3 separate regions of the Homo sapiens genome follow, and regions 2 and 3 are each linked to region 1. A link is a contact called in ENCODE Hi-C or POLR2A ChIA-PET data. All regions are on one chromosome and are shown on one strand. The core of a region is the stretch at or near the end of the contact, and the rest is flanking DNA. Distances in the headings are between cores, read along the strand shown. Region 1 overlaps RAD51B (RAD51 paralog B). Region 2 overlaps RAD51B (RAD51 paralog B). Region 3 has its middle 180 kb from the start of RAD51B-AS1.

The links. A loop is a pair of places that touch in the nucleus more often than their neighbours do. ChIA-PET counts read pairs that join two places held with the same protein, here RNA polymerase II (POLR2A). Pooled maps may share reads with other maps.
Region 2: a pooled map shows a loop between it and region 1 (2.5-fold over the local background). The contact joins two enhancer-like sites. A Hi-C loop is called at or near these places in 1 of 37 single-sample maps with no recorded cell type and 1 of 50 pooled maps. POLR2A ChIA-PET finds 5 or more read pairs at or near these places in 1 of 52 experiments (OCI-LY7).
Region 3: a loop to region 1 is called in a pooled map, with 2.9 times the contacts of the local background. The contact joins two enhancer-like sites. A Hi-C loop is called at or near these places in 1 of 37 single-sample maps with no recorded cell type and 3 of 50 pooled maps. POLR2A ChIA-PET finds 5 or more read pairs at or near these places in 1 of 52 experiments (activated CD4-positive, alpha-beta T cell).

What each region holds. Positions count from the first base shown.
Region 1 is chr14:68,180,371-68,183,070 of GRCh38, forward strand. All of the region lies in intron 7 of RAD51B (RAD51 paralog B), which reads left to right. Among named protein-coding and RNA genes, the nearest start is that of RAD51B, 360 kb to the left of the region's middle. Within about 2 kb of position 1,386, at least 4 of the 41 ENCODE cell types and tissues checked have a DNase peak (open chromatin) inside an H3K27ac peak, as active enhancers do.
Region 2 is chr14:68,470,363-68,473,062 of GRCh38, forward strand. The region is part of intron 10 of RAD51B (RAD51 paralog B); the gene reads left to right. Among named protein-coding and RNA genes, the nearest start is that of RAD51B-AS1, 210 kb to the right of the region's middle. RefSeq lists enhancers at 330-863, 864-1,397. Within about 2 kb of position 1,254, at least 7 of the 41 ENCODE cell types and tissues checked have a DNase peak (open chromatin) inside an H3K27ac peak, as active enhancers do.
Region 3 is chr14:68,505,558-68,508,257 of GRCh38, forward strand. It overlaps a transcript of RAD51B not described here. Among named protein-coding and RNA genes, the nearest start is that of RAD51B-AS1, 180 kb to the right of the region's middle. RefSeq lists enhancers at 1-404, 373-432, 405-968, 969-1,532. Within about 2 kb of position 1,339, at least 20 of the 41 ENCODE cell types and tissues checked have a DNase peak (open chromatin) inside an H3K27ac peak, as active enhancers do.

The DNA.
Region 1 (2,700 bases), core at 136-2,635:
CACTCTGCCCACTGTTAGATGAGGGGATTGTAAATGTTAGAGAGGGCCGGGGTAGAGGAGTACTCTTTTTAAGAAAAGTAGTTGACTTTGATAATGAAAAAGTATCATCATGATTATCGTCATGCTGTTGAGTGCTTTACTACATTTCAGGCACGATAAGGTTATATATTTAATACTTACAACTTTATGAGCAGCTGTCGTCATTATCGCCACTTTACAAATATGGAAACCCAGGCAAAAAGAGGCTAAGTAACTTTGCCAAGGTCTCACAGGTAGCAAATTGCAGAGCCAGAATGCAAAACTACTGCCTTATGATCTGCTTCTCTAAGTAGCTGGGAATGGAGAAAGACGGCGAGCAGATGTATAGAATGCACTGATTAGGGTGACTGGGTGAGCTCTGTGCTGAGTTATACTTCAAGATGTACAGGACAGAGTTAGGGAAATGTGAGACCAAGGGCTTTTCTGGGCAGGAACAACCATACTGGCTGCTGTGGCAAGGTTAGAGCCTGCCAGGTAACTACAGTGAGACTTCCTTTTCATACAGATTGGGGGAACTGGCAAGACAAGTTATCATCACCTCCACATAGCAGGTGAGGGAAGGGAAGCAACAGCAGAGGCATTGGTGTTTTGTATTTAGAAGGGCACATAGCCTAATGCTAAAACTCACCCATTAGTTACATCAATGTTTGGATGCTCTTTGAAAGACTTCTCAGGAGAGGTGTGAGAATGATTTGATTTGAAGGTGGGTTTTAGTCTTGACCGTGTGCCACAGCAAACAAAATGAAACTCCCCTTGAGATAAAGGTAATCAAGATGAAGGTGTATTTACAAAGATGAGCAGTGGGATTTATCCAGTGACTCTGGAAGGTAATCCCCAGATTTAGTGCTCCATGAATACCTTGCCATGTTCCTAAGCTGGTAAATTACTCTGAGTTTTATGAGAGCGGATTGTGGGAAGCATCTAGATGAAATTCAGCCTGTTTCACCTCGAGTCCAGGGCTCACTAATGCACCCCAGGTGTGCAGACTGCCCAGGCTTTCTGCCTTGGAAGCCTCAAGGAACTTTCATCCCAAAGGGAAGCTTTGAAGAATACCAAGGACCTTTCTATCTGTCCTTGATTTTTTGTCATTTTTCTGCCCACATTTGGTAATTGGAGATATTTGTGGTGTTAAAGCCGGACTTGTTCCTTCTCAGCCTGCCCCCTCCAGTAGTGAAATTTTAAGCCTGTGGCTTTGATTATGCAAAGCAGTGATTTCTCTGCAGTGTCCCTCAGATGTAAAAGGAGAATGACTGAAATACTAGAAAGGAAGTTACGGGAAATCACCAAACAACCATTTTCCATGTCTACAGATCCTTTCATCTGAGGGCAAAAGAAGCTGGAGAGGGTGCCTCCAAAGGTGGGGGTTTGGAGGAGCACAATTTAAAATTCTCTGGGTTGTAGGCTAAGGATCAAAGGGTTATGTCCTCAGAATTACACGGTGAGTCACTGGAAAAACTCTGAGTAAAAGTCAGGCATCCTGTTTTCCAATCTTATATGCCTAATAATTTCAACTGGCTTTAAGACAGTACATTTATGTATATTTTTCATTTAGATCCATTGCCACCTAAAGAATATAATGATGTATGCATTATATAGATTATGGTTTCCATGCCCTAGAGCATCATGAGGTGTTTTGCCATGAGAATACAGTGGGTTAGGTGAAGAGGTGCTTGAGAAGCCTTGGTGTCTAATGTGTGGTCTCAGTACTCTGTGGAATCTCCTCCTCCCTTACAAACCACTGCCTCTATTCAAGCCATCTTGTGCTTCAATTTAGAAGTTCTCCTTTAAGAGAGAGTTTTCCAAAGCTAAATTAACAGCTATGCAGTGTACTGAGTAACTCTGTGATTTACTTTTTCCAATTTTGACTGCTGTAAGCATTTCAGTTTGTTTCCCACTAGTTTGGATCAACATGTTGGTTTTAACTTTATCTCCAAATGTAATGATTTTACATATTATAGACAAATGTGTTTGCACAGTTAAGGGCAGCAGGATTTGCTTGAACAGAGAATATGTGAGTTCTGTAACTTTTAATATTCAATTCAATTTAAATTCTTTTTCATATGTCCTTTTTATATATTCCAGTTTCTGATTATGGGTAACCTGACTTGAAGGTCAGACCATCTGAAGTGAAGATGGTTAAATTGTATGTGTTTGCACATGCATACACGTGTGTGTGTGTGTGCATGCATCCACATACACATGGGTGTTCATGTGGTAAAGGAGAGCCAGAGAGATGTTTAATTTCCTCACCACATTGTAGAAACTGAAAGAGACATGTACTGCAGAAACAAATTCTGAGATACGTTTGCTAACCACTTTTTTAGGTTTCACCTTCCGGGGAAAATGTTAAGGCATTTGCAAACATGCCTAGTTTCTTAGCGATTTAAGGCGCATAGACTCTCTGTGACTACACCTAGAGAGGTAAGACATGGAAAAGAACATAAGCTTTGAGCCACCTAGATTAGGGGCTTAATCTGGCCACACCACTTTTTAGATGTATAACTTCAGGTTGATTACTGGACCTGTATTCCTTTTCTTTCCTTGGTTGACACTTGTTCCAACTTATGATGTTGGTTTATGATTTTGATTTTAGTTTGGTTAACTTCTTATTTGGGGGATTTTGACTGACTTAATTTGTTCTCATCTTGTGTTAGGGTTCTC
Region 2 (2,700 bases), core at 4-2,503, 290 kb after region 1:
ACACTCTGCCTTCTTGCTGTGTGCTCCCAAAGACTTTGGGAAAACAAAAAATGCAGGTCCCCAGAAAATGCAGGCCCCTCATTTACTAGAAAGAACCTTTGGATTTTACCTTCAGCTTTGGTATGATCTTGAGAAAATCTCTGGGCCTTGCTTTTGTCAGCTGGAAAATGAAAACATTAACCTTGATTCAAGACTTTGAAAACTGTCGCAACCCATTGGTGGGTCATGAAGTGAAATTGATGAATCACAACCAGCATTTGAAAACAGAGAGAGAGAGAAGACAGAAGAAAGAGTGAAGAAAAAATATCAGATTATATCACACATATTGTTTCATTTCATAAAATATTTCTTGTGTGATTGTGTGTTTGTGAATGTCCACATACATTATGAGTTTGTGTGGGGGCTGCAGCATAAAACGTTTTTCTTACGTGGATTGTTGTAACCATCCTGCGGGATCTCTAACAGCCTTGTCACATCAGCTTTGTCCGATCCTCCTAGGAGAGGATGTACTCATCATTCCCTTAGCTCAGCCCAGTTGTACCCTTGAGATCTCCACATACTGCAACATCAAAGCTAATTTTTCCCCCTTCTTACCACATGACCAAACTAAAAGACACCTGCATGATTCCCCAGGTTTAAAGCAAAGAAACCCTTGGTCCCTGGGTGGAAAACTTGGAAAGGTACCATCAGTCAAGGCCAAGTAGCTTTTCTTACATGAGGAGCTGCACTGGCAGGTGAGCCCCGAGTTGGTGTGGAGGTTGGCACCTGGAGCTCTGGGTGGGATGTGCAGCCCATGTCCAGGGACTTAGAGACAGACAGGGCAGCTCCTGTGCTGCCAACTAGAAGGGAGGCCGCCAGCCACTGTGGCCGACATTCGGTCTTCAATAGAGCCACCTGGATGGTGGAAACAAGCCAACCACACCAGCTACCCGTGGGGGTAGGGAATGATCCCTCAGTGCCTTTTATCCCTTGGCAAGCCCCAAGATGCCTACTGGCCTGCTAGCCCGGAGATTTTATAATACCTGAAGAACTCCTGAGTGCTCAAGCAGAGGGAGGGAATAAAAGGTGAGGGCAGAATTCGATTTACCAGCTCCACAGGCCATTTCCCTCACCGGTTCTCAAGGATTAGGATGCTGAGAACAGTCAGCAACTGGGGGACTTCTACCCTTCCCTCCCCTTTGTTCACTGGGATGGGAAGGACAATAAAGCGGCAGGCTGGAGAGACTGAGGGGCTGGTTAGAGATTTCTCAGGCTGCTTTTTGAAACTCTTGAAGGAGCCGGTCCATGCTATTGTTGTAGTAAAATAGAAAGCGGAACTATTCTCCTTTTGCAAAAAAAAAAAAAAGGAAGAAAAAAAGTAAATGAAAGAACCCCCCTCCTCCCAGCATCTTCAGGAGGCCTCAACTCAGGCCATTAACATGGTAATACCATCCTGTTTGCATCTCCTTTGTCTGTCCAGCGTTTGTCTGGGATCCTGGCCTCTGGATGCTGGAAATACTTAGGCCCCAAAGGAGAGGGAGCTCACAGCCACCAGTTTCCTGAGGGTTTGGACTCTGAGATCCCAGGCAGAGAGAGAGTTGAGCCTCTCTGTGCAATGAAGTGGGAAATGTTGGGGTAGGAGGGGATCTCATGAATCCATTTTTCCTTTGGTCCCCAGAGTTCACCATGCAAGTCTCAGTGCCCACTAAGTGAAAAAGCTCAGCAGTTTGGCTAGCCTCTTAGAGTGATGCTCAAGTGTGCTGGGGCCTAGTGGAGAGGTAAGAGCAGGAGTTGGTTCTGGGAATCAGCTTTAATGGTGTGTGCCCACAGAAGCATCTGGCAGCAGAAAGGAAAGGGAGTTTACAGTGAGCTCCAGGTTGACCCACCTCTCCTCTGGTCATGTCCTTTGTTCCCTTAGCAAGCCCCGAATGTTGTGCCACCCAGAACACAGCTGGGACTCAAGGCCAAGAATAAAGATTCTGTCATTGAAAGCAGCTGGGCTGTGTTGCTGGCGCTGCAGGAGGCCTAGAGGAAAACCCAGGTCCCAGCTCTCCGGGAGCCCTCCTAGTTTTCAGGGGCTCATAGGCACAAACACCTGCGGACTTGGTGAAACAGAACCTAAGGAAGGGGAGGTCCAGGGGAATGAAGGGTTGATCTAGCACAGCCTCCCCGTTACTCCTTTCCTCAGGGATCTGGGGAGGATTTGTAAAAGAAAAGCCAGGTTGTTTGGAACAGGACAGAAGATAGTGGCTTAGTTCCTCAGTAAGACAGAAGTGTGTTTTTTATATCATTTTTGCAAAATCAAAGTCAGGTATGACAGGTTTAATTTGGATCCTGGGGCTGTCGTCTATTAGTGTAGGTTTGAATGAGCGGGAGCTGGGGAGACCAGGGCACCCTGAGACAGGTCCGGAGAAGGTGCTGGAGATGAAATTAGTTTCCCATATCTCCAACCACTTGGCATAGGGTGGCAGAAGAAAACAGAAAACAAAGCAACAGCGATCTTTTTTAGAGCTGGAAAGCTATGTGCCTCATCTTTCTTGCTTTGCTTTTGCAATCAAGAACAGTTTGATCACCTTTTGAAATGTATCAGGACAGGCATTAATCTCTTCTGTTTGTTCCCTTGTCACAAACTTGCGTTAAGTTTTCCCACCCCATTTTTTTAGTCACTGAGCCAGCTGGATGATTTATTGACAAAAATGTCCCCCCAAATACCACCACTTG
Region 3 (2,700 bases), core at 89-2,588, 330 kb after region 1:
TTTTTTTTTTTGAGACGGAGTCTCGCTCCGTTGCCCAGGCTGGAGGGCAGTGGCATGATCTCGGCTCACTGCAACCTCTACCTCTCTGGTTCAAGCAATTCCCCTGCCTCAGCCTCCCGAGTAGCTGGGATTACAGGCATGCACCACCATGCCTGGCCAACTTTTTTGTATTTTTAATAGAGATGGGGTTTCACCATGTTGGCCAGACTGGTCTCGAACTCCCAACCTCAGGAAATCCGCCCGCCTCGGCCTCCCAAAGTGTTGGGATTACAGGCGTGAGCGACCGCGCCCAGCCAGATTAGCCAATCTTATTGTCAGTGCAAAGACAGTATCCACTTTGCATATGTACTGCTGAGGGAATCATTAGAACATTCACTGCTGCTGAGGGTCAGGTGGGGAATTCTTTATATACCAGCTTTTCTTGTGGGCCAAAATCCCTAGAGGGATAGTGGCCACTTGGGGTCCATTTTTATCTCCTTCAGTTTCTACCCAAATGTGTCTTTGCTTATGTGGCTGGGGCCTGCCACTCAGGCTTTCAGGACACAGTGTGCCCCCAGGCAGCCTGGGCCTAGAACAGTTGTAGTAATAAGAGGTGACAAAGCAGGACCTTGAGACAGAACTTCCAGAAATTCTTTAGCTGAGCCTCCGTCCTCCCAGCCAGGTTTCAGACAGGATGACACATAAAGAAATCTCTGAACAATCCAGAGCAGTGCACATTAGCGAGTGAAGCTCAGGCAGGAAATGGGAAGGAATGCCTTTGTCTCTGCTTTCCACCCTGCCACCCATAGCTCATTCTCAAAAGCCACCTCCCCAACACTCAGGCTCGGGGTAAATGCTACAAAACGTGGTGGAAACCTCTCACGACCTCCTCTCTGTTGCATGAACGCCTGTTAGAGGCGAAGGAAAACAATGGCAAACAGACCCAGGCCTGTCACAGCTGTACTGGGGCCAGCTGGAATGTGGCTGTGCGTGCGCGTGCATGTGTGCGTGCACGCCGGTGCACACGTGGGAATATAAACATCCTTGGCTCCCCAGCTCCTGTGTGCTGGATCGTGCTGAGTGGGCGCAAAGTTCTGCATGTGTCCGAGGCAGGGAGGGGCAGCACCAGCACACCTAGGCGCTCTCATTTATACATTGAAAGGCGGGTGGGGGGGACAAAGGAGAAGGTTTGGGAATGGCTGGCTGTGTGCCCGTGTATGTATGGGCACATCTCATTGTTGATATGTCTTGGGGGAAATTGAGGGAAATTTTGTGCTTGGGTATGTGTGCACACATGGTAGGCGCCCACACTCAAGTGTGCAGAGGGGGAAGCTGAAAGAAAGTTTCGAGATTCTGTGAACATTCTCAGTTAGAAAAAAATCTGGCAACTCCCCATACCACAGGTGGGTACACATTCAATGCTTGTGAAGTTCATTTCCTGTACTAGTTACCAGCCCTTGTTTATACAGGACACAAGATGTGCTTGGTAGCAAAAGCTCTAGGTCTCCGGGGTGAGTTGAGGGAGAGTGTGTATGTGGAGGGGGTGGGGAGGGAGTGTGGGCATCACCGCACAGGTGCTCTTGAAGTACACATGAAATCAATTTTCAATATTAATCCATAATTCCACTCATATATGTTCAGAGGGGAGAGAAAGTAGAGCTCTAATTTTAGAATGACCCCCTCCTTCATTGCTCCAGTGCTGTTTTAGCACCCAATCTGCTCGGGCCAGTGGCAGCTCGGGTGTCCTCGTGTGTGTTTATGGGTTTGAAACGCATCTGGCTTGTTCTTCTTTGAGCTTTACTTTGTGAGCCCAGCCCCAGGAAGTGTTTATGAGCTTTTTCACTTTGCTTTATTCTGGCTCAGCTTTGTTTGGTAGCACAGAAGGGTAGAGTTTGACATAAATACTCTGTTCTTTGTGTGAGGGCTTCAGATTGCAGAGGGTCCTAGGACTGGCATTCCATAGGAAAGTTGAGGAGTTTGACCCAACCCCATGATCACACACCTGTAAGCGAACATTCTGCACACCTCAATATGAGAAGAAACTGCACTCTCTAAACAAACTCCTGGGCACGTGACCTCCTCAGAGTCTACTTGCCAGTTTGTTCATCCAGATGGTGACCAGCTCACAATAGACACTCAGTGACTGCTAATTAACCATGGAATATTCCATTCCACTGCATTACCAAAGTGCCAGCATCACTCCTCAGCATAGCTCAGGACCTTGTCCAATCAGCTGTCTTGAACACCCACTTTGATCCACGGTTCACGTTCATGTTATAGTCATGAGCCCCTGCTCCTCCGCCAGTCTAGACTCAAGGAAGCAGTGGCACAAATCTCCTGGCTGTTGGGTTCCATGGAGCAGAGAGCCTGAACCCACCCGGAAACCAAGTCTAGACAAAACAGAGCTTTGAGGTTTACACCCACAACCTTTGTACCGTCGGAAGCAGAGGGTGCCAGGGGATCCACTACACGCTCCCTGGGAAGCAGAAGCCAGAGGTGTCGTGCTATTTCTCCATCTGGCCAAGGGTTTAACCCTGCTGAAGACTATTTCTGAGGGGAGTCTCCATGATGAGGGGACCCAAAGATGCTGATGGGGTCATTTCCCAGGCTCTGTTCTGGTCCAGTGCAGGGCTCCAGTTGTTGATGGTGATGGAAGTTTGCTTTATACTTGGTCCCTGCTTGGTTGGAGTCCTCTGCCACCCTCTGGCAATTCACAACATC